3 separate regions of the Homo sapiens genome follow, and all the other regions are linked to region 3. Evidence: chromatin contacts called from ENCODE Hi-C or POLR2A ChIA-PET data. All regions are on one chromosome and are shown on one strand. Each heading gives the region's core, a stretch centred on a gene start or an enhancer-like site at or near the end of the contact. The rest is flanking DNA. Distances are from core to core; before and after follow the strand shown. Region 1 holds the start of SLBP (stem-loop histone mRNA binding protein). Region 2 holds the start of RNF4 (ring finger protein 4). Region 3 holds the start of MYL5 (myosin light chain 5).

Region 1 (3,898 bases), core at 937-3,436, 1.0 Mb after region 3:
CCTCCCAAAGTGCTGGGATTACAGGCAGGAGCCACTGCGCCCAGCCCCCTAGACCCAAGTCTCTAAATATCATCTCTATGTCCTGGTAACTCACTGTGCCTGAAGATGCCTCCCATGTAGACTCCTACACTCCGTTACCTTTCTTGACATCTCCTTTGCTTCTCTAAGCAGCTTCTCAAGCCTCACAACTTCCCATGCCTAGCTGCTCCAGCCCATCTTCTCTATCTTAGCAAATGGCCCCAATCAACAGCGTTCAGACCTAAAGGCTTGAGTCATTCTTGATGCCTCTTTCCTGTGTAAACCAAAAAGTGTCTGAGACAGGTCTCAATTGCTTTAGGAATTTAGCTAATGTTAAGGACATACCTAGAAGAACACGAAATTACAGAAAGAGTCTGTGGTCTGTGCCTTTCTCCAGAGATGACTGTCAGGGCTTCAATATTTAAAAGAGAAAAGTAGGTTGAAGGAGAAAGATCTACATGTTCCAAGAGAAAAGGAGCAGGTAGGGGAATAGTCAATTATGTATTCCTAGTGTGCTCAGTAAGTCGCCACTTAAAGTGAACAGAGTTCACCCGTGGAGATATTTAATCTTGTATCTGTAGGTATCTGCTTAGAAAAAAAAAAAGAAACACAAAGGTGGCCGGGCGCGGTGGCTCACACCTGTAATCCCAGCACTTTGGGTGGCCAAGGTGGGTGGATCACTTGAGGTCAGGAGTTCGACACCAGTCTGGTCAACATGGTGAAACCCTGTCTCTACTACAAATACAAAAAGTTAGCCGGGCGCGGTGGCATGCGCCTGTAATCCTAGCTGCTGGGGAGGCTGAGGCAGGAGAATCACTTGAACCCGGGAGGGGGAGGCTGCAGTGAGCCAAGATCGCGTCACCGCACTCCAGCCTGTGAGACAGAGTGAGACCCTGTCTTTAAAAAAAAAAAAAAAAAAAAAAAAGTAACGCAAAGGTAGTTTCTTGCATGATTCCGCGCTCAGCATAATTTTTTCCTTTTGGCACAGTGAAGTTGGGTCCGATTTTTTTTTTTCCTTTCACGCCTCCCATCCCCAACCCATCAGCAAGTCTCACAGGTCCTGCCTTCAGAAGCCTATCCCGAACCACGCATTTCCCTCCACCTTCACTGCTCCATCTCGGCCAAGTCACCACGCCTTTCAGGGAACTCAGGAGCAACAAGCCCCCAGTGCGGGACGAGCCACCCCAAAGCCCCTCGAGAAGTTTTCTCTAACCACAGCCCCGAAAAGCCCCGCCACTACGACCACTGGCACCCCTGCTTATTTCCTCCAGACCCTCCTCGGCCGTCCCACCCCATCAAGCCCTCCTTTCGCTCGCATCTCCACCCTCCCTGCACACTGCCTAACCCAGAAAATGGCCAAGCAGGTAAGCCCTGTCAACTCACTTCTCCTCGGGACTCGGGTGTCCCTGACTTCCACGTGTTCACGAGAAGCTCGTCAGAGACCCTGACCTCTCCCGGGAGCACAACACAGACTCGAACTGGCTAACTCGGGCTGACGCCGGTTCAGCTGACTCCCATCCTGGCAAGAGGCTTCCGGAGTGTTCCAGCGCCTCCCAGGCCTGCTGCGGCCGCCCCAGTCCACGGGCCGCGCGGAGACCAAGATAAAAGGACGCAGGGTGCCGACCTGACCGATCCCGGCACCGCGAGAGCGCGACGAGGTCCCTGGAGCCCGCGGCCTCGTCAAGGGCCCCACCGCGCCCCGACCCCCGGGTCCCGCGCCCACCTCTCGGGTCTGCGCTCGGCGCCGCGGTGCTCTGCCTCCTCGGCGTCTTCGGGCCTCCAGCGCCTGCCGTCGGCTCTGCGCTTCCGTCCCAGGCTCCATCGCGCGGGGGACGGCGGGCTGCGGGGAGGGACGCGGTCGGCTGGGCACGGGAGGTTCGGGACCGCCTTACAACCTCCGCCCTCCCACACCCCGGCCCCGCACAACCCCCGCCCCACGGGGCACGCGCTCCCTCGCCCGCCGCGCAGCCCGGCCTCACCTGGCGTCACCGTCGCAGCGGCTCTGATGCCTCGGCGGGCTTCGCGGGCGGCAGGCCATGGCAGCACGGGCCGGGCGCGCAGCGCAGGGCCGAGGCTGAGGCGGCGGCGGCGCGGGCAGAGAGCGCAGAGTAGAGCAGGGCAGGGCCTGAGGCAGAAACCCGCGTCCCCGCGCCGGCGCTCACGAGCTCTGCGCGCCCCGCCCCCAACCGCCTTTATGTGGGCGCCGGGCCCCGCCCCTCGGCCTCCCGCGCGCGCCGGGTCGGGCGAGACCATCGGGCCACGCCGCAGGGGTCCACTCAGCTGTGCGCGCCTCGCGAGCCGACTGGGGCTAGGGCGAGGCCTCGGGACCGCGGGCAGCCGCGAAGCCCGACTGCCCGGCCCTCGGCTCGGGAGCCAGATGGACGCCGTGGGCTGAGGAGAGGCCTGAGGAAAAGGTTGCCCCCACCCGCGGGATTGAGGCGGCCGGGCCGCCGCGGGCCTCTGCGACGCTGATAGGTCGCGCCTTGGCGGGCGGGGGCAGCTTTGGCGGGAGATTCGGCCGCGCGCGACGCGGCGCAGGTCGTGGGGGAAGGGTAAGCGGCACGTTTCTCGGCCTGGGTCGTGGCGCATCTCCCATTGGTTCCGGCCTGGGTGGAGCGCGGCTCTGCTTGGTTCCTGCCCAGGTGGGGGCGTGTCTCCTCCCTGGCGGGAACCCGGAACCCGGAACCCGGAAGGCGCGGCCTGTGGCGGGTACTGACTGCTTCCCACGGTCCCGTGGCCGCTGCAGGCCCCGTACGCGCCGTCTATTGTTTTGAGCCGCTTAAAGTTTTGGAGTAACCTTTTAGGTCGCAACAGTTGACAACTACACTGAGTCTTTCCGGTCCCACTGCCCTGGCCGTTGACCGCACACCGGCCACCGACTGAGCCGCTAGTTTCGGTTGCCGCTGCCTCCCTGCCCGTCCATGACGTCCTCCACTGTGTCGCCGGTGCATGACGCTCCCACCCTCTGCCTGGAGTTGACTGGGTTTGTATCCTGAAGAATCCCTGGCTCAGCAGGTAGGTTCCACCTGGAGGCGAGGTCCTGTAGATCCGCACCATCCCGTCCCGCTTCCCCGCCGTCACAGTTGCAGCTGACGGCCCCGCGGATCCAGCCAACTAGAACCCCAACGGGTGCACTACACCTGAGAACAGGTTCCCACAGCTTCCTGTTGGGGACAACGTGAGGGATGCAGGGGAGAGTGGAACCAGCCAAAAGAGTGGGCAGTGGGGTCAGGTCCAGGAGGCTGAGCCCCAGGGATGCTTGGGATCCCTCTAAGGCCTTACACCTCTGGGAGGGCCGGACTTTTGCACCTGCTGCCCTCAGGACTGTGCCTTGGTGCGTCCACCGCCCCCTTTTGAACTCAAAAAAGTCATCCTCAGACTAGGACGGACACATCCTGTCCCCTTCCTCCCCAGGCCCTGGGCATCCCATAACCCTCAACACTGTAAACTAAAAATAAAATCCTGGCAGGGCGCGGTGGCTCATGCCTGTAATTCCAACACTTTGGGAGGCCGAGGCGGGAGGATCATCTGAGGTTGGGAGTTCGAGACTAGCCTGACCAACATGGAGAAACCCTGTCTCTACTAAAAATACAAAATTAGCCTGGCATGGTGACGCATGCTTGTAATCCCAGCTACTCGGGTGGCTGAGGCAGGAGAATTGTTTGAACCCGGGAGGCAGTGGGCTAAGATTGCACCACTGTACTCCAACCTGGGCAACAAGAGCAGAACTCTGTCTCAAAAAAAATTAAAATCCTAAGCCCCCAACAACTGAATGGACCCCCTTGCGGTCAAGGGGACACCAGTGGCAATAAGATACCAAATTATGAATAGGACCTAAGGTCATGCCAGGCAAGGGTTAAGTCACACACCCTACATTTAA
Region 2 (4,528 bases), core at 1,151-3,650, 1.8 Mb after region 3:
CCTCAGCTCAAGCAATCCTCCCACCTCAGCCTCCGAAAGTGTTAAGATTACAGGTGAGAGCCACCATGCCCGCCCTAAATCTGATCATTTTTAACCACCATTTTGATTAATCATGTACGGCCCCATTTATGAACTGAAATTCTCTTAAACATTTTCAACTGCATTTATACACGTAGAATCTAATTTTATTTTTTAGCATTTCAGTTGTCTGCCTTATCAAGTATTAATATTTAAATAATTCTCATAGATATATTAAATGTCTTCATTTCTTTTAAACTTTTAAGTTCTCTTTGCTCCAATTATAATCACAAACTTCGGAAAATGTTATACCTTTCAACTTACAGTCGCTATCAAAAATCAAATACTTAGGGCAGGGTGTGATGGCTCATGCCTGTAATCTCAACACTTTGGGAGGTCGAGGTGAGCAGATAACTTGAGCCCGGGGCTTCAAGACAAGACTGGGCAACATGGCGAAAGCCAGTGTCTACAAAAAAAAAATACAAAAAAATTAGCCAGGCATGGTGGCACACACCTGTGGTCCCAGCTACTCAGGAGGCCAAGGTGGGTTGATCATCTAAACCTGGGGAGGTCGAGGCTGCAGTGAGTGAGTCATGATTGTGCCACTGCACTCCAGCCTGGCTGACAGAGTGACACCTCGTCTCAAAAAAAAAAAAAAAAAAAAAGACTGGGTGCGGTGGCCCACGCCTGTAATCCCAGCACTTTGGGAGGCCGAGGCGGGTGGATCACGAGGTCAGGAGATCAAGACCATCCTGGCTAACACGGTGAAACCCCGTCTCTACTAAAAAATACAAAAAAAAAAAAATTAGCCAGGCGTGGTGGCGGGCGCCTGTAGTCCCAGCTACTTGGGAGGCTGAGGCAGGAGAATGGCGTGAACCCGGGATGCGGAGCTTGCAGTGAGCCGAGATCGCGCCACTGCACTCCAGCCTGGGCGACAGAGCGAGACTCCGTCTCAAAACAAACAAACAAACAAACAAAAAACACAAATACTTAGATATTTTACATGAGAATTACATTTATCTATCAGATACTCTACCATGCCAGATTTCCTTACAATTACGAAAAATAGCAAACACATATTGTTTGTAAATGCAACACAAAAACGTTAATGCTCTGGTTTCTATCTGCCTTGTCATTCCGTTATTTGACTCCATTTTCGAGGTTAGAAACTCACTGTAAGGTGGCCGGGCGAGGTGGCTCACACCAGTAATCCCAGCACTTTTGGAGGCCAAGGAGGGTGGATCACCTGAGGTCAGGAGCTCGAGACCAGCCTGGCCAACATGATGGAACTCCATCTCTACTAAAAATACAAAGAAAATTAGCCGGGCGTGGTGGCAGGCGCCTGTAATCCCAGCTATTCGGGAGGCTGAGGCAGGAGAATCACGTGAACCCAGGAGGTTAGAGCTTGCAGTGAGCCGAGATCGCGCCACTAAAACAAACAAACTCACTGTAAGGAAACAATGTAACCCAAGGCATTTGGGGTGACCTTCACGTTGCCTGAGGGTGCCGAGGGACCAGAGATGCTGGCCATGGACTAAGGTCTGGGTATTCTCAGGCAGCAGGGACAAGGTGGGCTTTTTTCCTGGTTGCTAAACCCACGTCAAAGTCGAGCTCAGGGACTGGAGCTCAAGAAACCCACCGCCCATTCTCCAGTCCGACCGGGGACCTGCATGCACCTCTGCCGTGCTGCCCTGAGTCCTCCAATCCTCCACACTCTTCCTCTGTTATGTACACGTCTCCACCCAGGCCTGCAAAAGTCCCAGCTTCCTCGCAGGGGCAGGGACCCGCACGCCGGCCCAGGGCTTGGCACGCGGGGATGCTGAAACAGGGCCAGGCCTGGTTTCCAGCCGATCGTCAGAGTCCCAAGGCCCAGCAACCTTCCTCACAAAGGCCTCGTTAAGAGGCGAGGAAACAAGAGCCGGGAGAGGGGCGCGGAACGGCGGGCGGGACGAACGACCAGCTCCGCGCCTCCGGCCAGCTGCGTCGAGCCAGGGGCACCGCGGCTGTTGTGCGGCTGGAAATCTAGGAATGGGAAGGTTCGGGGCCTGCTCGGCTCCGGAGGCAGCTGGCGGGTCGTCCCTGGCGGCGTTGGAGCGGTCAGTGGCAGCCGGGCACGGGCGACCGGGTCGCCCGGGTCGCCCTCAGACCGTGACTCCCGAAAAACCTTGCGGGCGGGGCGCGCCCGCGCCGTCTCTTGCCGGAAGGTGCGAGTTAGTGCGCTCGATTGTGGGCGGGGGCGGAAAGAGGCGCGTTTTAAAGTGGTAACAGATGGTTTTCTTATCCAATAGGATTAAAAAATTTGTCCTTACCCGGCCGACCGCGGAAGTAGAGTAGGCGGGCGGCCAATGGGGACATGATGGGGGGCGGAGCCGAGGCCTCCGAAGCGGAAGTGGGTTGCTGTTGAGGCGGCGGCATCTTTCTCGAGGAGCTCTCCTGGGCGGCTGAAGAAGGAGCTTCTTCTCCGGAGTGCGCCGGCGGTGGCGCCTGCGGACCTAACTAGCTCCAGGTTAGGCCGAGCTTTGCGGGAAAGCAGCGGTAAGTCAGGGCCTTGCAGATGCGAGGTTTAGGCAGCTTCGCGGCCTACAGAGGCCTCGGCCCGCGCCTCTTGGGGGAGCCGCGCTGCGCGGCTTGACCCAGCCGAGGCTTTGCAGCCCGGGACCTCGAGCCAGCTCTGGTCGCTCGCACTGCCGTCCGCGCGGGCGCACCGAGCCCGGCTTGGCGCGGGCAACAGAAGTTAGGAGGTCTGCGTCTGGGTCTCGGCTCACCCTGGGGGGCCGCGGCCATGGGGCTTAGTTCCTAGCCTAGGAAGGGAAACTGAGACTCTGGGAGGGGCAGGAACGCCCCCAAGGTCACTTGGAAAGTCGGGCAGGATGTGCTGTTAGGGGGAAGACCCGGGCAGGGTTTTTGTTCCCCGCTGACGACGCCTCCTTTGTGTGTTCGCGCCGCCGCCCCGCCATCGTGGGGCCTGCGAGTTTGCCGGGGTGCGTGGGCCGCGTGGCGGGGCCTTTTGTAGGTCGGGAGGATCTGAGTACGGGTGCGGGCCTGACCGTGGGGGCGCCGAGGTCGCAGTCTAAAACTTAGTAGGGCCTCGATTTCCGGGCGCGCTTCCGGGCCCCGGCTGGTGGTTGGTGGAACGTGCGACTGTGAGGCTTGCGGCCCAGCCCTGCACCGCTCGGGCCCTTCACCGCTCTGGCGCGCCTATAGACAGGTGTATGAAGATTCTCACGACCCGAAACAGAGTTGCTAGTAAACACCGCTTTTCCGCCTTTGATCCATCGAGGGAAGAGGGAAAAGGATAGAGCTTGGGCAAGCCGTTTTGGTAGGGATTTCAGCTTTTGTCTTTCACTTGTCAGTTCCCATAGACGTTCACAAACTTAATAATCTTCGTTCTGTTTCTGCACCAAGTTCTTGAGCCAGACGTAGGGTCTCAGCTCTGGAGCCTGGCTTAGACTGTCCAACTGACTGGGGAGACTGAGGTCCAGAAAAGTGAAGTGGTCTGCCCAAGGTCACATAGCCAGCTATTTGGCAGCAGATGAGGTTAAGTCCTACCTGCAAGATTTGGGTTTTGAATTCATTGACCAGGAGTTTTGGGACCACTGTCAATAAAAGAGACATTGAAGGGAATCTTTTGTTACTTTCTTGGTGATTTGCTTTTTAATGGACAAGGACATATTGGGTTCAGTTTTATCTGTGAGTTTGAGGTGAAATAGAGGCATTCGAGTAGCAAGATATATTGCTGGCTTTTGTATTGCCTGAATTTGAGCTTCCAAAAATCTTACTTTAACACATCGTTTATTGATCTTTTCTTGAATTACTACCTTTGTAAGGACCTTTTGTAAACATTGTTTTTCTAATCTTCATGAAATCTTAATGCCATACGTAAACTATTTCTTTTTATATAATGTATGCACATCTGTGCTTTGTACATAAAATGAGTAAGATTTTTCACTCTCCTCAAGATCAAAGTAGCGTATTTTTGAGGTCTCCTGTATGCCAACCTTTCTGCTTGGAATACAGCAGTAAACAGTCGTGGTCCTCCTGTAGCTGGGTGAGGATGGAGGGAATAAGAGATAACTCATTTTATTGTGTTTTGCAAATACTGCCTTTTTTTTTTTGCAAGGTGAAGGTTTATAGCAAGGATTCATCGAGCAAGTCTGTAAATGCCAGCCATTTTTCCAACAGCATGTGCTCACTTTGTGTCTCTTGTGTCACGTTTGGGTAATTCACAATATTTCACACTTTTTTTTTTTTTTTTTTTTTGAGGTGGAATCTCACTCTGTCACCCAGGATGCAGTGCACTGGCGTGTTCTCGGTCTCACTGTAACCTCTGCCATCTGGGCTCAAGTGATTCTCCTGCCTCAGCCTCCGGAGTAGCTGGGATTACAGGCATGTACTACCACACCCAGTTAATTTTTGTATTTTTAGTGGAGACGGGGTTTCACCATATTGGCCAGGCTGGTCTCGAACGCCTGACCTCAAGTGATCCGCCTGCCTCGGCCTCCCAAAGTGC
Region 3 (4,287 bases), core at 952-3,451:
CCCCCTCCCTGTCTTCCACCTCACGTGAACTGGGAGGTGGACAGAACTTCAACCTAGGAATTCCACAACCAGCGACAGCAAATGAGGAGCCGGAGTATCACACAACACAGGAAGCTTTATTCATCCGCTGCTGGTCCAAAGAGTGGGTCGCAGGGTCACTCACTTTAATATGCTGTCATCTTGGGCCGGAAGGTTAGAAGAAAAGCACATGTTACCACTCAGGCAACCTAAAAAGACCACTTCAGCTTCCCAGTTATTTTTTTTTTTTTTTTTTTTGTTTTGAGACGGAGTCTCGCTCTGTCACCCAATGGCGCAATCTCAGCTCACTGCAACCTCTGCATCCCAGGTTAAAGCGATTCTCCCACCTCAGCCTTCTGAGTAGCTGGGATTACATGCACCCGCCATCATGCCTGGCTAATTTTTTTTAGACAGAATTTCACTTTGCTGCTCAGGCTGGAGTGCAGTGGCGTGATCTCAGCTCACTGCAACCTCCGCCTCCCGGGTTCAAGCAATTCTCATGCCTCAGCTTTCTGAGTAGCTGGGATTACAGGTGCCTGCCACCATGCCCGGCTGATTTTTTGTATTTTAGTAGAAATGGGGTTTCACCATCTTGCCCAGGCTGGTCTCGAACTCCAGAGCTCAGGCAATCTGCCTGTCTCAGCCTCCCAAAGTGCTAGGATTACAGGCATGAGCCACCGCACCGGGCCATGCCCGGCTAATTTTTGTAGAGACAGGGTTGCACCATGTTGGTCAGGCTGGTCTTGAACTCCTAACCTCAGGTGATCTGCCCGCCTTGGCCTCCCAAAGTGCTGGGATACAGGCATGAGCCACCACGCCTGGCCAGCTTCCCCATTTTTAAACAATCCGCATCTACTTAGCTCTGCTTAAATGTCCTCCTCCATTTTCCTTATCCCTGCACAAACCTGGGAGGGACAATCTATAAGAGCCAGTGTCACTCGTACCTTCTGCCAATTCTCTGGCAATCCGTTTCAGTTCATCCTGCTTCTTCTTCTCTTCTGCTGCTATCCTCCTCTCCTCTTCTGCCCGAGGTTTTAGGTAATCTGTTTGGCGGAATGCAGGAGAATAAAATTCACTGGAAATGCTGTACAAAAGGAACTGAGTCCACAGGTCAAGGTATCTTCAGCGACGCTGTAAACCAGACGCACCTGCTGTTCCCGCTCTTTATGTTAATGCGAGTCAACGCCTGACCTTCACCCTGACGAGTCCAACCCAGAGGCTACAGGGCCCCTGCTGCCCACCCGCTCACGCACTGGCTCACTCGTCCTCTGCGAACAGGGACTGCCTCCCATCAAGACCTCAGCACTCGAACAGCCATTTAGCACCCGTTTTCACCAAGAAGCAGCCGTTTTCGAGTCCCCCGCCCGGGCCTCAGAAGCCTGAGCTTTGGGTGAGCTGATTCCACTATCGGGGTCACGCTCGGTGGAGGACACGGTCCTGCAGCCTCGCATGCGTCCCAAGCCCCCTTCCAGAGCTGGAGTTCTCCAAATAGCACAGGAGCTCCACAGGAAAGCCGAGCAGACCCCGCCCCGGCCCCGCCCGCGGTCACTCACTGTAGCGCGTGGCTCCGTAGGCCACACCGAGGAACAGGGCGGAGTAGCGGCCGAGCTGCGAAAGAGGTTGGTCAGAGGCGGCGCGAAACGGGGCTCGCGGGACGGGGGTCGCGGGAGGAGGGGGGGCGGGGTCGCTGGGCAGAGGTCGCAGGAGGGGTGGGGGTCCGGTCGCCGGGCGAGGGTCACGGGGCGAGGATCATGGGGGCGGGGGCCGGGGGTCGCAGCCCGCGGGGTCGGAGCTGCGGGGCGGGACACGGGGGGGCCCAGAGCACTGGGCGGCGGCTGCAAAGCCTGGATCACCTTGATGAGCGGAGAGACCTGCACCGGTGGCACCATCTTGTCCCTGACCTCCGCACCGGAAGCACAACCTGCAGACGGAGCAGGATGCCGCACAAGCCAGCAAAGCCTTGGAGGCAAAGGCGGAGCTGGGCGCACGCATGCGCCGTCAGCGGCGAGAGAGCGGGGGGCCGCGCCCCCTGGCGACCGAAGGGTGACTGCGCGCCCCCGCGCGGCGGTGACGTCACGTGAGGCGCACGCGCACAAAGGCTGGGGAGTGCGCGGAGGATCATCGGCTGCGCCTGCGCAGTTGCTGCGTGAGGCGGGATCTGCGCCGAGTGGGCGGGGGGTTTCCTTTCCCCGCAGGGCTGGGGGTCCGCTGTTTCCCCGCGCTGCTGCCGAGGCCCCGCCGTCCGCGTCCTGGCCGTGTGTCCACACCCCAGACTGCGGGCCGGGGCGCACTCTGTCTTCTTGCGCGGAGCGTCGGAGGCCTGAGGTCAGGGCGGCTCGGGCGGGTCCAGCCCCGCGGACCGCGCCCACCCGAGGGTGGCCTGGGCAGGGACCTGGGGGTCCTGGGAGCGGAGTGTGAGCCGAGTGCAGGTGGCTCCCCGGGCAGGTCCTTCTCCTACAAGGCAGTAGTGTCTGTCGCCGGCCGGGCCGCGTTGGATTCCGCGGCCCGCGGGAGCATGGCCTCCAGGCCCCTCTTCCTGCGGCTGCTCTGCCCGGGAGCACGGGGCGCCCTTCATCCCGGAGCTGGAGCTTCCTCACCCCAGGATGCCCCATCACTTCTGTCCCGAAGAGGGGCTGGGATCTTCTTGGGAAGACCAGCCCCCAACAGAGGCTGCTCCCTGGGTCCCCCGACTCCAGGCCTCAGGACTCCACGGCTCCAAGGGCCTGCCCCGGCCCAGGCCTGGGGACCACTGAGCCCCACACTGGTCTTTGCTGGCCTCTGTCCACCTCCCGGTAGCTGTGTGTCTCCCACAGCTGCCCAGAGATGGGGCCTGCGGTGCCTATGCAGCCTCCCCGCTGTGCCCGAAGTGCTGACCCGCCAGCCCCATGGACACCAGGCTTGGAGTCTAGGCAGGAGCCTGGCACCCCCTCCACGTTCTGGGTCTTCCTGGCGGCAGCCATGCTGCCCGTGCTGGGCCACCCTCGGGCCCCCTTTGGCCCCATGCAGTAGTGACGCAAGGCCTCCTGTGTCCCCTCCTGGCCCTGCACTGCTACAGGCAGAAGCAACTGGAGAACTATGGCTCGGGTCTCGCTAAGGTGCAGCATCACAAACTCCAGGACTCTTGAAGCAAGCATGGGGAGGACCCGTGATCCTGGCGGCCTGGGCTACCTGTCCGGGCCTAAGTCGCCTCTGCCCCCTCTCCTGGCTTGCTCTGGGGTCCAGGGCCTGGGCCTCTCTGGCTGAGAAACTAGGAAGTCACTGGGCTCTGTTTCCTGAGCTGGGTATACCAAGGCCAGTCCTATAGGGCAGGGGTCCCCAACCCCCAGGTGCAGACCAGTACCAGCTTGTGGCCCGTTAGGAACCGGGCAGCACAGGACGAGGTGAGGGAGCATGATTGCCCGAGCTCCACCCACTTTCAGATCAGCCTGGGCATCAGATTCCCATAGGAGCGTGAACCCTACTGTGAGCTGCGCACTTGGATCTGGATTGCGCTCTGGTGAGAATCTAATGCCTGATGAACTGAGGTGGAATAGTTTCATCCCGAAACCTTCCTCCCCAACACGGAAAAACTGTCCTCCGTGAAACCTGTCCCAGGCGCCAAAAAGGTTAGGTACTTGCTGTAGGGCCACCTGATCTTTTCTCCAGCTTCTGTGAGGTTGGCTGGCAGTCCCTGAAGACTCCTGCCTGAGGCCTCTGCCTGAACCCTGTCCTCAGGGGGCCAGAAGCAAACTCCAGCCCTCCCCGTGTCTACTGCTCGCTGAGGAAGCCGCAGGTGCACACTGGATCCACAAGGCACAGAACCATCTTGGCCCTCGGCAAGCCCCCGCTTCCGCCAGGGCAGACGGCCTCAGGTGACAATGGGTTTTCCCTTCACTGGAGTTTAAAATAATCCAGACTCCTCAGCAACTCCTGCTTCCAGAATCAAAAATAAGTGTCTCTGGGGCCCAAGGTAGGGGGTGAGGGGGACATACCAGCAGCTTCCACCAGAGGTGGGGCGGGGCAGGGCACCAGCAGAGAAAACATGCGGGCAAACACACACGGCCTGGGGAAAACCCCCTGAAGCCAATGGAGACTTGCCTTTGCTCAAGGCCTTTCCTGAGAGCTTAGTGGTGGGACGGGTCCCACCTGGCTCAGCACACCGCCCGCAGGGGCCTCTGCAGCTGTCAGGTCAGCTGTGGGTGCAGAAGCCGATACTCCCCCGGCTCAGGCTTGCTGCTATCTTTAGCACTGTGCTCAGACTCCAGTGGCCTGGGAACCCTCTGCAGGGGG

Evidence for each region. A loop is a pair of places that touch in the nucleus more often than their neighbours do. ChIA-PET counts read pairs that join two places held with the same protein, here RNA polymerase II (POLR2A). Pooled maps may share reads with other maps.
Region 1: a loop to region 3 is called in a map of OCI-LY7, with 6 times the contacts of the local background. The contact joins the promoter of SLBP here to the promoter of MYL5 in region 3. A Hi-C loop is called at or near these places in 2 of 168 maps with a recorded cell type or tissue (OCI-LY7 and ascending aorta) and 11 of 50 pooled maps.
Region 2: a map of ovary shows a loop between it and region 3 (7-fold over the local background). The contact joins the promoter of RNF4 here to the promoter of MYL5 in region 3. A Hi-C loop is called at or near these places in 1 of 168 maps with a recorded cell type or tissue (ovary) and 1 of 50 pooled maps. POLR2A ChIA-PET finds 5 or more read pairs at or near these places in 1 of 52 experiments (activated naive CD4-positive, alpha-beta T cell).

What each region holds. Positions count from the first base shown.
Region 1 is chr4:1,710,133-1,714,030 of GRCh38, forward strand. SLBP (stem-loop histone mRNA binding protein) reads right to left here and starts at 2,187. Exons shown (of 8, transcript NM_006527.4): 1 at 1,998-2,187; 2 at 1,742-1,858. The coding sequence starts at 2,056. RefSeq lists silencers at 1,564-1,683, 1,694-2,603 and an enhancer at 2,734-3,023.
Region 2 is chr4:2,466,706-2,471,233 of GRCh38, forward strand. It overlaps RNF4 (ring finger protein 4), which reads left to right and starts at 2,401. Exons shown (of 8, transcript NM_002938.5): 1 at 2,401-2,553. LOC107986250 (a long non-coding RNA gene) reads right to left here and starts at 2,246. Exons shown (of 2, transcript XR_001741551.3): 1 at 1,695-2,246. RefSeq lists a silencer at 1,944-2,113 and enhancers at 2,264-2,623, 2,307-2,879, 2,924-3,043.
Region 3 is chr4:672,341-676,627 of GRCh38, forward strand. It overlaps MYL5 (myosin light chain 5), which reads left to right and starts at 2,202. Exons shown (of 9, transcript NM_002477.2): 1 at 2,202-2,343; 2 at 3,733-3,869. ATP5ME (ATP synthase membrane subunit e) reads right to left here and starts at 1,936. Exons shown (of 4, transcript NM_007100.4): 1 at 1,872-1,936; 2 at 1,572-1,626; 3 at 963-1,061; 4 at 96-179. The coding sequence starts at 1,907. The coding sequence ends at 160. RefSeq lists enhancers at 2,068-2,825, 2,703-2,772 and a silencer at 2,223-2,492.